Regions from separate parts of the Homo sapiens genome. Here region 2 is linked to region 1. A link is a loop called in an ENCODE intact Hi-C map of the cell type or tissue named here. Cell type or tissue: K562. All regions are shown on one strand. Each heading gives the region's core, and the rest is flanking DNA. Links, peaks and the distances in the headings are about the cores only. Region 1 overlaps CCDC62 (coiled-coil domain containing 62). Region 2 has its middle 58 kb from the start of MIR9902-1.

Evidence for each region. A loop is a pair of places that touch in the nucleus more often than their neighbours do. Peaks named below come from ENCODE experiments on the same cell type or tissue, not always from the same donor. Only the 100,000 strongest peaks of a DNase experiment are listed, where the experiment ranks them.
Region 2: a loop joins it to region 1, with 17 times the contacts of the local background. A loop is called at or near these places in 2 of 110 quality-filtered maps.

What each region holds. Positions count from the first base shown.
Region 1 is chr12:122,788,007-122,798,886 of GRCh38, forward strand. CCDC62 (coiled-coil domain containing 62) reads left to right here. Exons shown (of 13, transcript NM_201435.5): 5 at 752-923; 6 at 4,014-4,115; 7 at 9,301-9,389; 8 at 10,079-10,194. Among named protein-coding and RNA genes, the nearest start is that of CCDC62, 19 kb to the left of the region's middle. RefSeq lists an enhancer at 1,897-2,450 and a silencer at 7,742-7,942. In K562, for the core only: a CTCF peak has its summit at 5,832 (motif pointing right); a DNase peak (open chromatin) is centred at 5,865.
Region 2 is chr12:122,632,849-122,643,728 of GRCh38, forward strand. No RefSeq gene overlaps it. Among named protein-coding and RNA genes, the nearest start is that of MIR9902-1, 58 kb to the right of the region's middle. RefSeq lists a silencer at 5,092-5,161 and an enhancer at 5,229-6,129. In K562, for the core only: a CTCF peak has its summit at 5,146; a DNase peak (open chromatin) is centred at 5,153.

The sequences.
Region 1 (10,880 bases), core at 1,232-9,231:
ACCCTATTATTCTATAAGTCCTAGTGTGAGATGTGCAGACAATGTGATTTTTCAGGAGTGCATTTATGATGCTGTAGCAGAAATGTTTAGACTTCAGTAGGGGTAAAACCTCTTAATAACAGTTATTCCAGGTGAGTGGGGGAGGGATAGAACTTTTACTTATTTTTATACTTTTAGGTGTTGTTTGAGTTGCTTTTCAAGAAGCAGATACCTTTTTTGGTAACTAAAACTGCCTCAACAATTAAGAGATTCTAATTTGGGAGATTTGGAATGATGTTGTTGTGGAGTCTGTCATGTTAACAAGCTGGAAAATGGGAGGGAATGATGGGCCATTAGACTTACCTGTATAATCCAGAGGACGATTTTCCCATCCAGGGGCCACCCACCCTCTTGCTGCTATTATAGTTTCTTAGGTAATGGAATGGTCTGGCTCTAACTTTTTGAGAGAGAGTAAGGGGTAGTGGTTCAGTACATAGTGTCTGAGGCAGCCAGCTAGGTTCAAATGGTGGCTCCACCACTAACTAGCTGTGTAACCGTGGGCAAGGAACGCAGCCTTTCTGTTGACTCATCTGTCACTTGGCAAGAACAATAGTACCACCCTCATAGAGTTACTGTAAAGATTAAATGAATTCATATGCGAAAAATGCTTAGAGTGGAACCTGGCACACGATAAGATCTTAGTGTTATCTTTTCTTCTTGGTTAATTGGAATTTAAGAATCTAGGATAACCATTTTCAAATTTGGTTTTTAGGACAAAGATATTATTGAGGCAGTTAATCACATTGCAGATTGTTCGGGTAAATTTAAAATGCTAGAGCATGCCCTACGTGATGCCAAGATGGCGGAGACTTGTATTGTGAAAGAAAAGCAAGATTATAAGCAGAAATTGAAGGCACTTAAGATTGAAGTCAACAAACTAAAAGGTAAGGAAGAGACCTACATTTAAGATACAAATGTATTATCTTGGGAATATAGTTTTTCATCTGGGTTCACTTAATCTTATGCTTGAGAGTAGATCAATTCCTGGCCTTAGACCCTAACGTGAAATATCCATTTCATTTATATAGGATTATGCTGCAATTTGTGTCTTATAAGATATATAACAGAGTTGGGGAAAACTGCAGAATGTATCATATTTTAAAGTAATCCTGCCTTAGTTGAGGTGGCTGTACCATTAGCTATCGCTAATACATGCTTTGTGGCAGACAACATCAGTATCTCAGTGGCAGACAGTCGTAGCATTTATTAAACCCACATGTCTAGAGGCAAATGGGGGAGTTGGCTGACTGTGGTTGGGCCTCACTGAGCTTCCCATCTGGGCAGTTTTGGCTCACACATTTCATCGTCTTGCTATCAGGCTAGCCTGGGCATTTCTTCCCATGGTGAGGGCAGAAACTTCTGATTCTGAAATTAGGAATTTTTATTTTTGCCGATTTATTTATTTTCGACAGAATCTCACTCTGTCACCCAGGCTGGAGTGCGGTGGTGCAATCTTGGTTCACCACTGCCTCCACCTCCTGGGTTCAAGCTATTCTCCTGTCTCAGCTTCCCGAGTAGCTGGGATTACAGGCACCTACCACCATGCCTGGCTAATTTTTGGATGTTTAGTAGAGACAGAGTTTTGCCATGTTGGCCAGACTAGTCTGGAACTCCCGACCTCAGGTGAATCCCTCTGCCTTGGCCTCCCAAAGTGCTGAGATCTACAGGCGTGAGCCAACACACCCAGCCGATCTTTGCTGATTTAACTTAAAAGATTCAGCATTCAAAAATGTTGTCCTTATGATGCCTTGACCTATGGTTAGCCATAGGTCTTATCTCCATTTGTAGCTTCAGCTAAAACCATAATCGTATTATCATCCCCTTGACAGCAGGAACAGACTCTGCTTCTCTTTTTCAGTGTACTGTTAATAGCATGGCACAAGGGCTACACTCTAGGTATTTGGTATTTATTGAATGTTTATATACACCGAGGTAAAATATTCAAGTAGAAAGAAGTCTGTTCTGTCAATATTTATATACTAAAAACATTTTATAAATTCAATATTAAAACTTTTTTTTTTTTGAGATAGTGTCTTGCTCTGCTGCCCAGGCTGGAGTGCAATGGCGTGATCTCAGCTCACTGCAACCTCCACCTCCTGGGTTCAAGCAATTCTCCTGCCTCAGCCTCCTGAGTAGCTGGGATTACAGGTGGGTGCCACCATGCCCGGCTAATTTTTGTATTTTTAGTAGAGACAGGGTTTCATCATGTTGGTCAGGCTGGTCTCAAACTCCTGAGCTTGTGATCCACCTGCCTCAGCCTCCCAAAAGTGCTGGGATTACAGGCATGAGCCACCACACCCAGCTTAAAACTTTTTTTTTAGAAAAGAAAAATAGTGGCTGGGCATGATGGCTCACATCTGTAATCCTAGCACTTTGGGAGGCCAAAGCAGGCAGATTGCTTGAGGCCAGGACTTCAAGAAGACCAGCCTGGATAACATGGCAGAACCCTGTCTCTACAAAAAATTAGCCAGGCATGGTGGTGTGATCCTGTAGTCCCAGCTACTCGAGAGGCAAAGTGAAAGGATTTCTTGATCCCAGGAGGTGGAGGTTGCAGTGAGCCAAGATTGGCCACTACACTTCAGCCTGGGCAACAGAGCAAGATCCTGCCTCAAAAAAATAAAAAAAAAGAAGAGGAATTTTTATAGAGCTCAATCTCCAGCCCTCCCTCCCCTTCCTGGAGGTCCACAAGTGGGACTGCAGGTTCCAGCCCTGTCTTCACTTGGTGTTTCTGGTGGCTGTCTGCATCCTGAGGCCACGTAGGAGCTCCACCCTGAGTCACCTCGTTAGCATGTAGTCTGGTGTAATCAACTGACTCTTCATGAATGACAAAAGATGCTTCTGTCACTTAGGAAATTCCACAAGTTTTAGGAGCTCTGTTCTCCAGGAACAGAGGACAAAAACCACATCTATTTCTTCTTATACCACAGACATACTCAAGGAACAGAAGGAAAGGAGGGAACGGCGGTGGGGAGATGGGCAGGTCAGGTCATGCTGGGCTCTGCAGTTTGTGGTAATGGATTTGGATTTCATCCTCAGTGCAGTAGCAAGGCTTCTCACTGAGAAATGACACGAGCAGATTTTTATTTTTAGTTTTATTTATTTATTTATTTTTGAGACAGAATTTCACTCTTGTCGCCCAGGCTGGAGTGCAATGGCGCGATCTCAGCTCACTGCAACCCCCGCCTGCCTCTCAAGCAATTCTCCTGCCTCAGCCTTCTGAGTAGCTGGGATTACAGTCGCCCACCACCACACCCAGCTAATTTTTGTATTTTTAGTAGAGACGGGGTTTTACCAGGTTGGCCAGGCTGGTTTCGAACTCCTGACCTCAGGTGATCCACCCGCCTCAGCCTCCCAAAGTGTTGGGATTACAGGTGTGAGCCACTGCACTTGGCCTTTATTTTTATTTTACTTTACTTTTTTTTGAGATGGAGTCTCACTCTGTTGTCCAGGTTGAGTGCAGTGGCGTGATCTCAGCTCACTGCAACCTCTGCCACCTGGATTCAAGCGATTTTCCTGCCTCAGGCTCCTGAGTAGCTGGGATTGCAGGTGTGTGCCACCACACCCAGCTAATTTTTGTATATTTAGTAGAGACGGGGTTTCACCATGTTGGCCAGGCTGGTCTCGAACTCCTGGCCTCAAGTGGTTTGTCCGCCTTGGCCTCCCAAAGTGCTGGGATTATAGGCGTGAGCCACTGCGCTGGGCAGATTTTGATTTTTAAAAGATTGCTCTGTGTACACTGGGCTGTCACAGGAGAGGCAAGGCTGGTGCAGGGAGGTCAGTCAGATGAGAGCAAGCGAAGCCTCCAACCAGGGGTCCTTGCCAGGTGTGGAGATGTTGGCTGTGAAACAGATTTTGTCTATAGATCCATCAGGACCGGAAGGAGCCGCTGAGGATGTGAGAGTTAGGCATAGTGTGTATATGAGGACTGGAACCTAGTATTTATTTGAGGACTTTCTTTTTCTTCTGTTGTGAAGAGGACCTCAATGAAAAGACGACAGAAAATAATGAGCAACGAGAAGAGATCATTCGCCTCAAGCAAGAGAAAAGTTGCCTGCACGATGAATTGCTTTTTACTGGTAAAACAGATGATCGAATGTATTTGTAACCTAGACTTGCAATGATGACAGGCTGAAGGAATTATACCTCTCCCAAAATGGTTTTTTTTTTTTTTTTTTTGAGACAGGGTCTTTTTTGAGACAGGGTCTTGCTCTGTCACCCAGGCTGGAGTGCAGTGGTGCAATCTCGTCTGACTGCAACTTCTGCCTCCCGGGCCCAAGCGATTCTCCTGCCTCAGCCTCCTTAGTAGCTGGGGTTACTGGTATGAGCCACCACGCCCGGCTAAATTTTGTATATTTAGTAGAGACGGGGTTTCACCACATTGGTCAGGCTGGTCTTCTTGAACTCCTAACCTCAAGTGATCTACGGGCCTTGGCCTTCCAAAGTGCTGAGATTGCAGGCGTGAGCCCGGCTTTTTTATTTTTATTTTTTTCTGAGACAGAGTCTCACTCTGTCGCCCAGGCTGGAATGCAGTGGCATGATCTCGGCTCACTGCAACCTCTGCCTCCCAGGTTCAAGCAGTTCTCCTGCCTCAGCCTCCCAAGTAGCTGGGATTACAGGCGCATGCTACCATGCCCGGCTAATTTTTATATTTTTAGTAGAGACGGGGTTTCACCATGTTGGCCAGGCTGATCTCGAACTCTGGCCTCAGATAATCCGCCCGCCTCAGCCTCGCAAAGTGCTGGGATTACAGGCATGAGCCATCACGCCAGGCCTTTTTGTTTGTTTTTAACACCCTTTGTGGGACCGATGGTGGACCAAGCAGCGAGTGTTAATGCTGCCATCCCGTTCCCAGTCACTATTTCCTCTTCTGTAAAATGAGCTATTCTCCCTTCCAGCTTAAGCGTGTGACTCTGCTTCTTACTAAAAACATAACATAGATGCTCCTTGACTTACAGGGTTACATTCTGATAAACCCCTCGCAAGTCAAAAATGCATTTAATGAAGCCAACCCAGCCACCAGCATAGCTCAGCCTAGCCTGCCTTAAACATGCACAGAACACTCGCATTAGCCTGCATTTGGACGAAATCATCTCACACAAAGGCTGTTTTATAATAAATTGTTGAATATATCATGTAATTTACTGAAAGCGAAAAACAGAATGGTTGTATGGGTGCTCAGAGTAGGGGTTTTTTAATGAATGTGTACCCCTAGTAAAAGGGGGACTGAGGGTAGGTATCAGTAGACCAAAAAGTGTTCATATGATTTTCTCTTCGGAACTTTACCTCTAAATCAATGACTTTCCTAACACAAACCACTGAAAAGAAAGCCCAGTAGAATCATCTTGGCTGGCAGGGATGTCAACAAGCTCTCTATGTCAGTCATTCTCAGTTGGGAGTGGAGAAGTAGGCCTTCACCAGTGGAAACTCTGAGATACTGGGGGTAGGTAAGGAATATGGCAGGGAATGGAATGCAGTTTGTCTGTAAATTAATGGGAAAAAATTGAGGCTCATCACAGCCTCAAACTCCTGGACTCAAGGAATCCTCCCGCCTTGGCCTTCCTAGTAGCCTGGCTAAATTTTTAATTTTTTTGCAGAGAAGGGGTCTCACTATGTTGCCCAGGCTGGTCTCTAGCTCCTGGGATCAAGCGATCCCCTTGCCTCGGCCTCTCAAAATGCTGGGATTACAGGTGCGAGCCACCATGCCCGACCTAAGAAGTTTTAAGTGAAATGGAATTCTTAATTTTAATCTCTTGTGATTAAAGATCGGGGTGAAAGTGTGGTATTCTGCCACTAGAGGTCACTATTTTCACCATTTCTAGGATTGCTGCATCTGCAAGTAGTGATAACCCGTTAACGCTGCTAAAGATATCACATATTTGTAGCTTTACAGTTGCATTCAAACAGTCCTTGGACCAGCATTTGTACGCCAGGTGCCCTGCGATATGCTCAGAAGCTCACAGGCCCACAGAATTCACTACTATACAAATGCTATGCATAAAATGCTATGGGAGGTCAAAGGAAAGAACAAAGCTTAAAGGATACGTTAGTCTCTTTTCTTTTTGATTAATCACTTTTTACCCATGCACTCTACTATGTATTACTAAGTAAAATACATGGAATTTGTTAGCTAATATTATAATAAATCGATTTTGTGAAATATTTTTATCATATACTAAGCAGATTTCTTTACCCAGGCTGGAGTGCAGTGGTACAATCGCAGCTCACTGCAGCCTCAAACTCTGAGGCTCAAGTGATCCTCCCACCTCAGCCTCCCAGGTAGGTGGGACCACAGGCACATGCCATCACACATGCCTAATTTTTAAATTTTTTGTATGGATGAGGTTCCACTATGTTGCCCAGTCTGGTCTGGAACTGCTGGGCTCAAGAGATCCTCCTACCTCTGCCTCCCAAAGCCCCAAAGCGTTGGGATTACAGGCATGAGCCACCATGCCTGTCATCCTAAATTGATTCCTTAAACATCTTCTTAACTAAAGACAATCTCACACCATTGTCTGAAAACAATTTTTGTATGTTTTATTCTTCTTTTTCAAAATATAGACAATTGATAGATTTGCATGTTTCAATTATAAAAGTGAACAAAGCCTACAAAAGAATTTATTTATTTAGTAGAGACAGGGTCTTGCTCTGTTGCCCAGCCTGGAGTGCAGTGGTGCAATCATAGCTCACTGCAGCCTCGACTGTCTGGGTTCAAGTGATCCTGCCACCTCAGCCTCCTGAGTTGCTGGGACTACAGGCATGTGTCATCACACCTAGCTAATTTTATTTTATTTTATTTATTTTTAGTAGAGGCAGGGTCTCGCTATGTGGCCCAGGCTGCTGGTCTTGAACTCCTAGCCTCAGATAATCCTCCTGCCTTGGCCTCCCAAAGTACTAAGATTATAGGCATGAGCCATCGTGCTTGGCTTAAGCCCAAAAAAGAATTTTTAAAGGGCATAACATGATAATATGCCGTCAAGTGCTATGGCTAAATGTCACGATTTTTTTTGTTTTTGTTTTTTTTCGGAGATGGAGTCTTGGTCTGTCGCCTAGGCTGGAGTGTAGTGGTGCGATCTTGTCTCACTTCAACTTCCGCCTCCTGGGTTCAAGCAATTCTCATGCCTCAGCCTCCGGAGTAGCTGGGACTGCAGGCACACGTCACGACACCTGGCTAATTTTTTGTACTTTAGTAGAGACGTGGTTTCATTGTGTTGCCCAGGCTGGTCTCGAACTCTTGAGCTCAGACAATCCACCCGCCTCGGCCTCCCAAAGTGTTAGGATTACAGGTGTGAGCCACCGCACCCAGTCAGATGTTACCATGTTTTATTTGAAGTTGGAAGATGTCTTAAAGTTTTACTTTTAAGTTTAAAACTTGTAGAAAATGCAGTTCTTTTTTTTTTTGAGACGGAGTCTCGCTGTCGCCCAGGCTGGAGTGCAGTGGTGTGTTCGCGGCTCACTGCAAGCTCAGCCTCCTGGGTTCATGCCATTCTCCTGCCTCAGCCTCCCGAGTAGCTGGGACTACAGGCGCCCGCCACCATGCCCAGCTAATTTTTTGTATTTTTTAGTAGAGATGGGGTTTCACCGTGTTAGCCAGGATGGTCTTGATTTCCTGACCTCATGATCTGCCCACCTTGGCCTCCCAAAGTGCTGGGATTACAGGCGTGTTCTTTTACATAGGCTGAGGGACATGTTTTGCTTGTACATAACTAGGAGTAAGGAGTTTGCAAAGAGAACAATGATACTAGTTTACATTTCTGTGGGTCCTGACAGTCCTGTAGGTGAGCTCTTATAGACTGAGTGTCTGCCTCAGGTCTCCCAGGCGGTAAAAGGCAGAGTCTTGATCAGAATTCAGCAGGTTCCAGGCGTCTAAGTCCCTTCCCATTGTTTTAGCTTAGGCTGCTTGTTCAGGCAGATAGCAGCAGAGAGTTCCTTACCTCTGTTTTCTGTGGCCAACTTGTGAAAATAGTCAGACCCAATCCACTTTGATCTCTCAGCTAAACCCAGCCATGGAGAAAACTATCTGGACTAGGGAAACATTTATATTTACATTGGCATTGCCTCTTATGCAAAAGTAGATTATTCTGAAATCAGAGATTAAGGCAACATTCAAATATACATATATTTTTTTTTTCTTTGACCACCTGCCCTCCCCCACCGCCCCCCGACAACCCCACTGGCCAACATTCAGATATATTTAAAATTACTCTGAGGGCCAGGTAAAGTAGTTGGCTTTTGTTTAGGGACCATGCTGTATCCAAAACAAGTATTTATTTATTTTTTTTAAGAGACAGTGTCTTGCTGTGTTGACTCAGGCTGGTCTCAAACTCCTGGGCTCAAGCAATCTTCCCACCTCAGCCTCCAAAGTAGCTGGAAATATAACAAAACAGGTTTATTTAAACATTAGGAAATATAACAAAACAGGTTTATTTAAACCCTGCTTGGATGCTGTTAACATGAAAGGCATGTAGAATTGAGACCCACGGAGTCAGATGCACTACGGATATCACTTCCACTGTTAAAATGTCTCAGTTTTGGCCGGGCATGGTGGCTCATGCCTGTAATCCCAGCATTTTGGGAGGCTGAGGCGGGTAGATCACATGAGGCCAGGAGTTCGAGACCAACCTGGCTAACATGGTGAAACACAGGAGTTCAAGACCAGCTTGGGCAACATAGTGAGACCCCCATCTCTATTTTTAAAAATATTTTATCTTTTAAAATTTTTAAATAAATAATTGAAGTAATATGTATTAAGTATAGAGATTTGGAAATCATCCTTATTCTATCTCCCCACAAAAGGAAAGACAAATAATCCCTGAATCTACAAATCACTTCTTCTTTTTTTTTTTTTTTTTTTAAGACAAAGTCCTCACTTTGTCATCCAGGCTGGAGTGCAGTGGCGCAATCTCTGCTCACTGCAACTTCCACCTCCCAGGTTCAAATGATTTTCCTGCCTCAGCCTCCCAAGTAGCTGGACCACAGGCAGGCACCACCACACCCGGCTAAATTTGTATTTTTAGTAGAAATGGGGTTTCACCATGTTGGCCAGGCCAGTCTCGAACTCTTGACCTCAAGTGGTCTACCCACCTCAGCCTCCCAAAGTGCTGCAATTACAGGTGTGAGCCACTTCGTTCAGCCCATTCTGCTATTTTTAAGTACAGGAACAACAACAACAAAAATGTTAGCTGAGCATTAAATTGTTGGAAATGGAGAGGTTTGTGTGGCTATAGCTGATGAAAAATGTTAATAATACTTGTTCTTAAATAGTAGAGAGAGAAAAGAGGAAAGATGAATTGCTTAATATTGCGAAGTCAAAGCAAGAACGCACAAATTCAGAACTGCACAATCTGAGACAGGTATGTCCCCAATCATCCTTCTCTGTCACATAAGAAATGTTTGTAAACAAATAGCAAATTAGGAAAAATGTATGCCCGTCGATTTTGTTTAATTGGTGATTTGGAATCCTAACTACATTAGTTGTATATCATGTTTATTTATTTTTATTATTATTATTTTTTTGAGACGGAGTCTCGCACTGTCAACCGGGCTGGGGTGCAATGGCCTGATCTCGGCTCACTGCAACCTCCACCTCCTAGTTACAAGCGATCCTCCTGCCTCAGCCTCCCAAGTAGCTGGGATTACATGTGCCCACCACCACGCCCAGCCAATTTTTTGTATTTTTAGTAGAGACAGGGTTTTACTGTGTTGGCCAGGCTGGTCTCGAACTCCTGACCTCATGACCCGCCCACCTCAGCCTCCCAAAGTGCTGGGATTACAGGCGTGAACCAGCGCACCCAGCCTGTATATCATGTTTAGTATAGCAAATAGGTCTTGCTTGTGGTGATCAAAGGCTGGGAGCCCAGCTATCCTAGCAAATCTTAGTGCTAACAAAGGAAAATTAAAAGCAGACATATTTAGCATATTTCTCTAGTAACTATCTGACCTGTTTTAGGATTTGTGAACTGTTTCAGGGAAAGTGCCAAATTGTTGGTTCAGTTTAGTTTTGTTATTACATTTCATGTTGATTTGTCAATATCTATGACAGATTTATGTAAAACAACAGAGTGATCTGCAGTTTCTTAATTTCAATGTGGAAAATTCTCAGGAATTAATACAGATGTATGACTCAAAGATGGAGGAATCAAAGGCTCTGGACTCCAGGTAATCTTAGCAAGATGCAATTAATATGATCTTGTATTATATTCCATCAGCCAGTATTTACTGCGCACTTACTGTTGGCCAGTACTGACTACTATTCCCCATATGGTAGGAAATAAATGTGGCCGGGCACGGTGCCTCACACCTGTAATCCCAGCACTTTGGGAGGCCAAGGCAGGTGGGTCACCTGAGGTCAGGAGTTCGAGACCAGCCTGGCCAACATGGTGAAACCCCATCTCTACTAAAAATACAAACATTAGCCAGGCATAGTGGCTCATGCCTGTAGTCCCAGCTACTTGCAAGGCTGAGGCACGAGAATCGCTTGAACCTGGGAGGTGGAGGTTGCAGTGAGCCGAGATCACGCCACTGCACTCCAGCCTGGTAACAGAGCAAGATTCTGTTTCAAAATAAATAAATAAATAAAAATATAAAAATTAGCTGGGCGTGTTCGCGGGTATATGTAATCCCAGCTACTTGGGAGGCTGAGGCAGGAGAATCACTTGAACCCCGGAGGTGGAGGTTGCAGTGAGCCGAGATCGCGCCATTGCACTCCAGCCTGCGTGACAAGAGCCAAACTCCGTCTCAAAAAATAAATAAATAGGCCTGGCGCGGTGGCTCATGCCTGTAATCCCAGCACTTTGGGAGGCCGAGGCAGGTGGATCACGAGGTCAGGAGATCGAGACCATCCT
Region 2 (10,880 bases), core at 1,634-9,633, 150 kb before region 1:
GGTAATTTTTGTATTTTTAGTAAAGACGGAGTTTCATCACCATGTTGGTCAGGCTGGTCTCGGATTCTTGACCTCAGGTGATCCACCCACCTCGGCCTCCCAAAGTGCTGGGAGTACAGGTGTAAGCCACCATGCCCGGCCCACCTGGGGATATTTTTAAAATCCCAGTGCCCAGGTCACACCCATACCAGTTATATAAGACTCTGGGGTCTTGGAGTTAGGTTTTAGTAATTTTTTCAAACTTCCCAGGTGTTTTATACAAATCACCTGGGGAACTTCCTTAAATTTCAGATTTGGATTCACAGATCTGGGTTGGGGTCCAAATTCTGCAATTCTTTTATTTTTTTAACAGGATCTGGCTATGTTGCCCAGGCTGGAGTGCAGTGGCCATTCACAGGCCTCCCAGGTAGCTGGGCCTAGAGGCCTGTGCCCAGCCAGATTCTGCATTTCTAACAAGCATCAGGTGATACCAACCCTGCTTGTTCACTGATCACACTTAAAGTAACAAGGGTCTAGACTAGGGGTCAGCAAATAATGGCCCATGGTGACCAAATCATAATTTTTACCTTCTTAAAGGGTTTTAAAAAAAATCCAAACAATAGTAAAAGAATTGTGGCATTAGTTAAAATTCAGATGTCAGTGTTCATGAATAAAATTTTGTTAGGATGAAGCCAGGCTTGTTTGTTTACATATTATCTGGGGCTGCTTCACCCATCAGTGACAGGGTTGAGTAGTTTCAGTAGGGACTGATATGGTTTGGCTATATGTCCCCACCCAAATCTCATGTTGAATTGTAATCCCCAGTGCTGGGAGAGGGACCTGGTGGGAGATGATTGGATCATGGGGGCAGTTTATCCCTTGCTGATCTCACAATAGTGAGTTTTCACCAGATCTTTTTGCTTAAAAGTGTATACTCTTGCTGCTCTCCCTCTCCTGCTCCACCATGTGAGGAAGGTGTTTGCTTCCCCTTTGCCTTCTGCCATGATTGTAAGTTTCCTGAAGTCTCCCAGTCATGCTTCCTGTTAAGCCTGCGGAACTGTGAGTCCATTAAACCTTTTTTCTTCATAAATTTTCCAGTCTCAGGTGGGTCTTTATAGCAGTGTGAGAATGGACTATGCAGAGACCATACGGCTGGCAAAGCTAAAGTATTTCTTTATCTGGCTCTTGACAGATAAAGAAAAGTTGCTTCCCCTTGGTCTACAGAAGCACTGTCCAGTAGAAATATCATGCAAGTACATTTGATGCTTTAAATTTTCTAGTAGACACATTATGCTTTAAGGGTTAATTCCAGGCCTGCTGGAATTAATCTGATCTGTTTTGCTAAAGTTTTTGCAAGGCACTGTCCTGGTCAAGGCATGAAACACAGTGATTAAGGAAACATAGGGATTATAGTGCTGCCTTGTAGCCAGGGGTTTGAAGAGCTTGGGGGTGGTTTGTATCAGCCTGTCACCATTATTTATAACAATTAAATTGATTATTTGCTCCTGGTCTTGGTGAGACCAACTCCACTAAGAACGTCCTGCTATTGAGGCTAGTTGTGGCAGGAATATGCCTATGTGACAAGCAAAGTATGAGAAACACCTGAGATGCTATGTTGGACCCTGATTCCAAGATGCTGTATACACACATCACTGGTTCTTGCTCTGGGTGGGGATAGTGTGTCCAGCCACAGCCCTTACAAAAGGGAGGATTGTGGGAGACTGCGCCTAGTTCTCCAGAGCCTTTGCTCTGAAATACCGGTTGGCCGGGACACATATTCTTAATTTAATGCCATTGCTGTATTGAATCCTTTTCTTGTAATAAACGAGGTTTGTAAGCATTGTCATTTTGGGTCTTGTGACACTCCTTTAGGCACTGAACCCTGTTGAAACTGCCACTGTTAATGCACATATTGTAAAAAACAAAAAAAGATGAAAAAAATATATATATTGTCTGCCTCTGGTCCTTTATCCAGGATAATTTTAATAATATATTTTACTTGCCCCAGTAGCATATCCAAAATATGTTGACGTGTAATCAATATGAAAATATTATTAGATATTTTACACCTTTTTTTCACACTTAGTCTTCAAACTCTGGTGAGTGATTTAAATTTACAACATATCAGGCCAGGTGTGGTGGTTCATGCCTGTAATCCCAGCACTTTGGGAGGCCAAGGTGGAAGGATCGCCTGAATCCAGGAGTTCAAAATCAGCCTGGGCAATGTGGTGAGACCCCGTCTCAACAAAAAATACAAAAATTAGCTGGGTGTGGTCCTGCATGCCTATGGTCCCTGCAACTTGGGAGGCTGAGGCAGGAGGATCACTTGACCCTAGGAGGTCGAGGCTGCAGTGAGCTGTGATCATGCCACTGCACTCCAGCCCGAGTGATAGAGTGAGACCCTGTCTCAATAAATAAACAGCATAACTCAATTTGGGCTAGCGACATTTCAAGTATCTAATGGCCATATGTGGCTAGTGGCCACCGTATTGGCCAGTGCAGTAGAGACCAGGATGACCCATAGTTGTACATCCACTTTCCCTTCTTGAGCCCATTGCTACCCTTCCTGGGTCGTTGTTAATTCCAGTGTTCTTTAAACACGCAGTGCCCCCAGGCAACCACAAATCTCTACCAATCGATTGGAATTGTGTGTCAGAAGAAACTGGCTTACCCTCCTGGTGTAGACGGCTTAGCAAGAAGTCAGGGAAGTGCAAAATCAGATTGGACTCTTGGTCGAGGGATTTTCCCTGGAGGATGTGGTTGGAACACTCTAAAAGGGAGAAGAGCAAGAAAAGGCGCAAAGCTGGAACTGTGGGGCAGGGTGAGAGGAGGGAGAAAAGCACGTTGGCACCTTGACACCATAAACAGGTGGTATTTTTAGGCAGGGAAATAACAGAGTGAACTTGATGTTTTTAGGAAGATGAACTTGACAGCTGCGGGTAGGATGAATTGGCTAGAAGGATTGGAGGCACTCCCAGATGAAGAACTATTTAAATTGCCCAGGAAAAATTACATGCATTTATTTCTACTTTTTTTTGGTGCTTATCGCCCATCATTCCTTCTTTTTGAGATTTAAGTGTAAAGGGCTGTTTTGAGCAGCTCTGGATGTTGGTTACTCATTAATCTACTCATTAATCAGCAGAGATTTGTCCATGATGCTAGTTGTTCCATTTCCTTTAGGGGATAATAACCTTGTGTTATGAATTGCACCTTTATCAAATTAAGAGAAAATGAGAAAGCAGCTTTGTGATAACAACTTTGAGACCAACTAAAAGAAAATAGCTGACTGGGCGCAGTGCCTCACGCCTGTAATCCCAGCACTTTGGGAGGCCAAGGTGGGTGGATCGCTAAGTCAGGAGATTGAGTCCATCCTGGCTAACACGGTGAAACCCCGTCCCTACGAAAAAAAAAGAAATTAGCCGGGTGTGGTGGCAGGCGCCTATAGTCTCAGCTACTCGGGAGGCTGAGGCAGGAGAATGGCATGAACCCGAGAGGCAGAGCTTGCAGTGAGCCAAGATCACGCCACTGCACTCCATCCAGCCTGGGCGACAGACCAAGACTCCGTCTCAAAACAAACAAACAAACAAACAAAAAACTATTTGTAAAAATACTTTATGTGGTAGGAACAAAACTTATGTTCATGACGTACTTTTAAACAGAAGTTTTAAAATGGGCCAGATGTGGTGGCTCACGTCTGTAATTCCAGCGCTTTGGGAGGCTGAGGCAGGAGGACTGCTTGAGCCCAGGAATTGGAGACCAGCCTGGCAAACATGGCGAGACCCTGTCTCTACAAATTGTTTTGTTTTGTTTTTTTTGAGATGAAGTCTTGCTCTGTCGCTCAGCGTGAAGTGCAGTGGCGCGTTCTCGGCTCACCGCAACCTCTGCCTCCCGGGTTCAAGCAATTCTCCTGCCTCAGCTTTAAATTAGCTGGGCGTGGCGAAGGCACGGTGGCTCACGCCTGTAATCCCAGCACTTTGGGAGGCCAAGGCGAGCGGATCACAAGGTCAGGAGATTGAGACCATCCTGGCTAACACGCCATGGTGGTGGGCGCCTGTAGTCCCAGCTACTCGGGAGGCTGAGGAGAAGCAGAGGTTGCAGTGAGCCGAGATCGCGCCACTGCACTCCAGCCTGGGCGACAGAAGCGACAGAGCAAGACTCCGTCTCAAAAAAAAAAAAAAAAAAATTAGCCGAGCATGGTGTTGTGCACCTGTAGTCCCAGCTACTTGGGAGGCTGAGGTGGGAGGATCGCTTAAGCCCAGGAGGTCAAGGCTTTAATGAGCTGTGATCATGCCACCACACTCCATCCGGGGCAACAGAGACCCTGTGCCAAAGAAAAAAAGATATGTATGGAAAACACAAACACTTAGGGTGTGATCAGTTCCTCTGGCAGGTTGCATTTTGTTTCTTATTTCTCTGCATCACATGGTTTTATAAAATCATGAGCCTACTGCAGGTACAATTTTTTACTTTGTATTCTTTTCTCTGCCACTATAAACTTTTTAAAATATTATTTTTAGTAATAGTGTTTTTATTTTTAATGATTTTTTATTTTTAATGAAAAGCCATGCAAGCTCAGGTTCTAATTCTGCTTCTGTGTATAGGTTTATGAGTCGGACTGAATTTTGTAATCTCCCTGAGTCCCTTTTCTTATCCATAAAATGGGGATAATATACCCGCTTCAGTGGTTTCTGTGAGGATCAGATGAGATGATAGATGTAGGCAATCCTCAGCCCACAGCAAATCCTCAAAACTCTTAGGTCACCCCCTGGAGCTATTCTGCACACTTAGACTGTGCTAATATATTTTCACTAAGCTTTTTCCATATTTGGAATTATTCCCTTAAGATACATTCCCAGGAACAGATTTGCCAGATCCAAGGGAATGAAGGGAACATTTTAAAGCCTCCAGTTGCAAATTGCCACACTGCATGCATTTCAAAAGGTCTTCCTCACAAATCCCCATTCCCACCAGCAGCGGATGCACGTCCACTTTACTATGTCCTCAAACCATGTTGCTCATCTGATAGGTTAAAACGGCATCTCACTGTTCACATTGGTGTTTCTTTATTTGTGTGATTGAACCTTAAGAGAACCAGTTAGAAGGCTGCAGTCGCAGATGGAGTCTGGAATTGTCCTCTTGGGCGTAAGCGTGCAAGGCCCAGAAGAGGTCAGGTGGTGGCACTAGAACTTAACAGATGTGATGGACTGTCACGCTTCTTTGACTCTGGAGCTAAGCTAAGAAGGAGTGTTTCCAATGCCCACATTGGTTTCTTGTTCAGAATAAAGTTCTGATACATAAAGGGTTAGCTTTCAACATGTTGGAGAAGTCACTTTTTTTGGATCATAACTGTTATTTGAATTTGTTATATTTATTTATTTAGAGACGGAGTCTCACTCTGTCGCCCAGGATGGAGTACAGTGGCGCGATATCAGCTCACTGCAACCTCTCCCTCCTAGGTTCAAATGATTCTCCTGCCTCAGCCTCCCGAGTAGCTGGGATTACAGGAGCCGGCCACCATGCCCAGCTAATTTTGTAATTTTTTTTAGTAGAGACAAGGTTTCACCATGTTGGCCAGGCTGGTCTTGAACTCCTGACCTCAAGTAATCCACCTGCCTTGCCCTCCCAAAGTGCTGGGATTACAGGTGTGAGCCACCTGTGCCCAGCCTGAATTTGTTTTAAAGTAAGATTAAATATACAGTTAGCCAGGATTGGAGCCAGGATGGGGGCCGGGAGTGGTGGCTCATGTCTATAATCCCAGAGCTTCGGGAGGCTGAGGTGGGAGGGTTGCTTGAGCCTAGGAGGTTGAGGCTATAGTGAGCTATGATCGCACCACTGCACTCCAGCCTGGGCGGCAGAGCGAGACCCTGTCTCTAAAAAAGAAAAAAGAACAGAAAAAACAGCAAGGTTCCTTCTTGTCATTGTTCTATTTATTATATTTCTATTAGCTGTGATTGCCATCATTATTTTTATTATTCTACCCTTGTCTCCATACAGTTATTTTCCATACTGTTGCCTAAGTATATTCTTAAAACATAAGCCGGATCTTGTCCGTGGCTGGCCTCAAACTTTTCACTGGCTTCTCATTTCACTAAGCATAAAACCCAAGTTGCAGAAAACACTTCCCTTCTGTTCGAATTAGAAGCAGGGGTCATCTCCAGGAAAATGGATTATAAAAAGCCCCTCCTTTGGGCAGATCTAACATAAAAAGACACCCCCTTGGGTAAGGTCAAAGTTTTTTAAAAGCGCTGGATTTAAAAGCTGGATTTCGTTTATGGCTCGGTGCTGCCTGCCTGTCCATACCGTGGCTTATAAGGTCGGTAAGATCTAGGCCCAGTCTGCCTTTCCAGCCTCAACCCCTGCCACTCCTGCCATATCTCAGACCAGCCTTCTCTCTAGCCTTACCCGACCAGCCCAGCTAGTCACCATCCCACATCCCCAGTCCCTTGCTGTGACGTCACTCTATTCACTGTCTTCCTGCTGCCATCCAGGGTTATCTTTATTTACTTGTTTATTGACTAGCTCACTGGAATATTGGCCGGGCGCGGTGGCTCACACCTGTAATCCCAGCACTTTGGGAGGCCGAGGCGGGTGGATCACCTCAGGTCGGGAGTTCGAGACCAGCCTGGCCAACATGGTGAAACACTGTCTCTACTAAAAATACCAAAACTAGCCGGGTGTGCTGGCGCACGCCTATAATCCCAGCTACTAGGGAGGCTGAGGCAGGAGAATTGTTTGAACCCGGGGGTCACAGGTTGCAGTGAGCTGAGATCATGCCACTTCACTCCAGCCTGGGCGAAAGAGCAAAACTCTGTCTCAAAAAAATATATATATTTCTACTAAAATAATATATGTTGAAAGATATTGGGAGTATGTGCTCAAAAGTTTCCACTGAGGAGCATGCAAAAAAACCTTGGGGTCACTGGTCTCTTCTTCCTGGGACACCAGCATTGCATGAAAAAGAAACTATTACCCTAAGCACGTCTTTATACTTATGTGGCTACCCCCATCTGGATAGAAACAATCAACAAAATTATTCAGTCTTATTCTCTTACTCAAAAATAACTTAAAAACTACCCAAGGGAGGGATCCAATGTGTTTATTTAAGCACAGATAATGTATTCCAAATCTCTGGGCCCAAGGAGAAACAGCAGAAAGAAGCTTGAATATCTTCTGTCTCACTGAGCCAGGTTTTCCATCACCACAAAGTGGAATGAGAACACCCCACTAATTCATTCTCTACTCCGAATAGAGAAAAAGAATTTGGCTGCTTCATTCCAAGCAAGAGATGGTGGAAGGAGGCCCTTGAGTCTTGAGGATTAAATAGAGCGTCTTCATGTATTTAGCGGTTGCTAACTTTCCCCATTTTTCTTATGTATAATGAGGCACTGCCATTTGTTCATGTGCTCATGAAGCATCCAAGGAAGAGATTTTACCCTGAAAACGCGTAGCTGAAATTCATTAATTTCATGACTACTTAAGAGTCTGCTATGTGCCAGGAACTGTTCTGGGGTTGGGGGATGCAAGATGAACACCATGATAAGGTCCCTCCTGATGGCATGGAGTTCTTTTTTTTTTTTTTTTTTTTTTTTTTTTTTTTTTTTTTGAGGCGGAGTATTGCTCTGTTGCTCAGGCAGAGTGCAATGGTGTGATCTCAGCTCGCTGCAACCTCCGCCTCCTGGATTCAAGTGACTTTCCCACCTTAGCCTCCCGATTAGCTGGGACTACAGGCTCCCACCACCATGCCCAGCTAAGTTTTTTTTGTTTTTTTTTTTTTTTGAGACAAGAGTCTCACTCTGTCACCCAGACTGGAGTGCAATGGCATGATTTCAGCTCACTGCAACCTCCGCCTCCTGGGTTCAAGCAATTCTCCAGCCTCAGCCTCCCGAGTAGCTGGGACTACAGGCACCTGCCACCACGCCCGGCTAATTTTTGTATTTTTAGTAGGGACAGGGTTTTGCTGTGTTGGCCAGGCTGGTCTTGAACTCCTGACCTCAGGTGATCCTCCTGCCTCGACCTCCCAAAATGCTGGGATTACAGGTGAGAGCCTCCGCACCCGGCCTGAACTGCTTTTTCTTTCTAAGTCTTAAAAACAAGAACAGAAACAACAACAACAAAAAAAAACAGCTTTCCTGAGATACAGATAACATATCATACAATTCACTCACTTAAAGTCTGCAATTCAAGCCAGGCAAGGTGGTTTATGCCTGTAATCCCAGCACTTTTTTTTTTTTTTTTTTTTTCCCTGAGGCAGAGTCTCGCTCTCGCCCAGGCTGGAGTGCAGTGGTGTGATCTCGGCTCACTGCAAGCTCTGCCTCCCAGGTTCACGCCATTCTCCTGCCTCAGCCTCCCAAGTAGCTGGGACTACAGGCGCCCGCTACCATGCCCGGCTAATTTTTTTGTATTTTTAGTAGAGACGGGGTTTCACCGTGTTAGCCAGGATGGTCTCGATCTCCTGACCTCATGATCTGCCCGCCTCGGCCTCCCAAAGTGCTGGGATTACAGGCGGCGTGAGCCACCGTGCCTGGCCTATCCCGGCACTTTTAGGAGACTGAGGTGGGAGAATTGCTTGACCCCAGGAGTTCGAGACCAGCCTGGGCAACAAAGTGAGACCCTGTCTCTACAAAAAATACAAAAATTGGCGAGGCACGGTGGCTTACGCCTGTAATTCCAACACATTGGGAGGCCGAGGCGGGTGGATTACCTGAGGTCAGGAGTTCAAGACCAGCCTGGCCAACATGGTGAAACCCTGTCTCTACTAAAAATACAAAAATTAGCTGGGCGTGGTTGGTGCATGCCTGTAATCCCAGCTAATCCAGAGGCTGAGGCAAGAGAATCGCTTGAACCTGGGAAGTGGGAGTCACAGTGAGCTGAGATCGTGCCACTGCACTCCAGCTTAGGCAACAGAGTGAGACTCCATATCAAAAAACAAAACAAAATAAAAATACAAAAATTAGCTGGGTGTGGTGGCAAGCATTTTTTTTTTTTTTTTTTTTTTTTTTTGAGATGGAGTCACTCTGTTGCCCAGGCTGGAGTGCAGTGGGGCGATCTGGGTTCACTGCAACCTCCACCTCCCAGGTTCAAGCGATTCTCCTGCCTTAGCCTCCCGAGTAGCTGGGATTACAGGCGCCCACCGCCATGCCCAGCTAATTTTTGTATTTTTAGTAGAGACAGGGTTTCACCATGTTGGACCAGGCTGGTCTCCAACTCCTGACCTCAGGTGATCCGCCCACCTCGGCCTCCCAAAGTGCTGGGATTACAGGGGTGGGCCACTGCCCTCGGCCTGTGGGATGCACTTACAGTCTCAGCTACTTGTGAGGCTGAGGCCAGAGGATTGCTTAAACCCGGGAGGTCAAGGCTGCAGTGAGTCATGATCTTGCCACTGTACTCCAGCCTGGGTTATAGAATGAGACTGTCTCTAAGTGAATAAATAAAGTTAGCAATTCAATAGTTTTTAGTATATTCACAGATACATATAACCATTATCACAATTTTAGGACAGTTTCATCACCTCTAAAAGAAACCCTTCAGCTGTTGTCCCCCAATCCCCCACCCCAATTCTCCCTAAGCAACCCCTTTTCTGCTTTCTGTGTCTTTGGATTTGCCTATTCTAGGCATTTCCTATAAATGGAACCGTACAATATATGGCCTTTGTGTCAGGGTTGTTTCACTTAACATTTTCGAGGTTCATCCATATTGTAGCAGGGATCAGAACTTCGTTCCTTTTTATGGGAGAGTAATGTTCCATTGTGTGGATAGACTGCATTTAGTTTATCCATTCATCCATTGAATAACATTTGGGTTTGCATAGGGGAAAAACAAACTGTTTTCTACCACTACACACTCAACACAGAACGCTTCTGTCACCAGATGCTAGGGGTTTTTTCCCACACCAGGCAGTTCACTTCTCTGCAGACACCGATTTGCACTATCTGCCTGGAGATAGCATGACATGCCACAGGTTACCAACCCAGTGCCACAAGACTGCCCCCGTTGGAGACGCCAATCACAAGTGGTGAGTTCCCAGGTTTTTCACAACTTTTGCTCAACTTGGCTACAAATCAGAGGTTCTCATGACCCCCTTTTTGGTTCTATAATTTGCTAGAGCAGCTCACAGAACCCAGGAAAACAGGTTACTTACTAGATTATTATAAAGGATATATTAATGGCCAGCAGTGGTGGCTCATGCCTGTAATCCCAGCACTTTGGGAGACCTACTAGACGGAAGGATCACTTGAGCCCAGAGTTCAAGACCAGCTTAGGCAACATAGTGAAACCCCATCTCTACAAAACAAAAAAGTTAGCCAGGCATGGTGGCATGCACCCGTAGTCCCAGCTTCATGGGAGGCTGAAGCGGGAGGATCACTTGAGCCTGGGAGGTCGAGGCTGCAGTGAGCCATGTTATGCCACTGTGTTCTAGCCCGGGCAACAGAGACGGACCCTGTCTCAAAAACAAAAAAACAAAAAACAGAGGATATATTAAAGGATTCAAATAAACAGTCAAATGAAGAGATAACATAGGGCGAGGTTTGGAAGGGCCCATGTGCAGGAGCGTCTGTCCCCATGGGGCTGGGTTGCACCATCTTGGCACATGGATCTACTGTAGTTCACTAGCCCCGAAGCGCTCTGCATCCTGTAGTTCAGGGATTTTTATGGAGGCTTCATCACGTGGGCATGATTGATTATTATAATAACTCAGTCTCCAGCTCCTCTTCCTTTCCCAGCAGATGGGGGATGAGCCTGGAAGCTTCAAGCTTCTAACCACAGTTTGGTCTTTCTGGTGACCAGCCCCCAACCAGGAACCCACAAAAAGTTGCCTCATTAGAACAAAAGATCCTCCTATTACCCAGGAAACCCCAAGGGATTAGGAGCTCTGTGCCAGGAGCTGAGGTCAAAGACCAGAT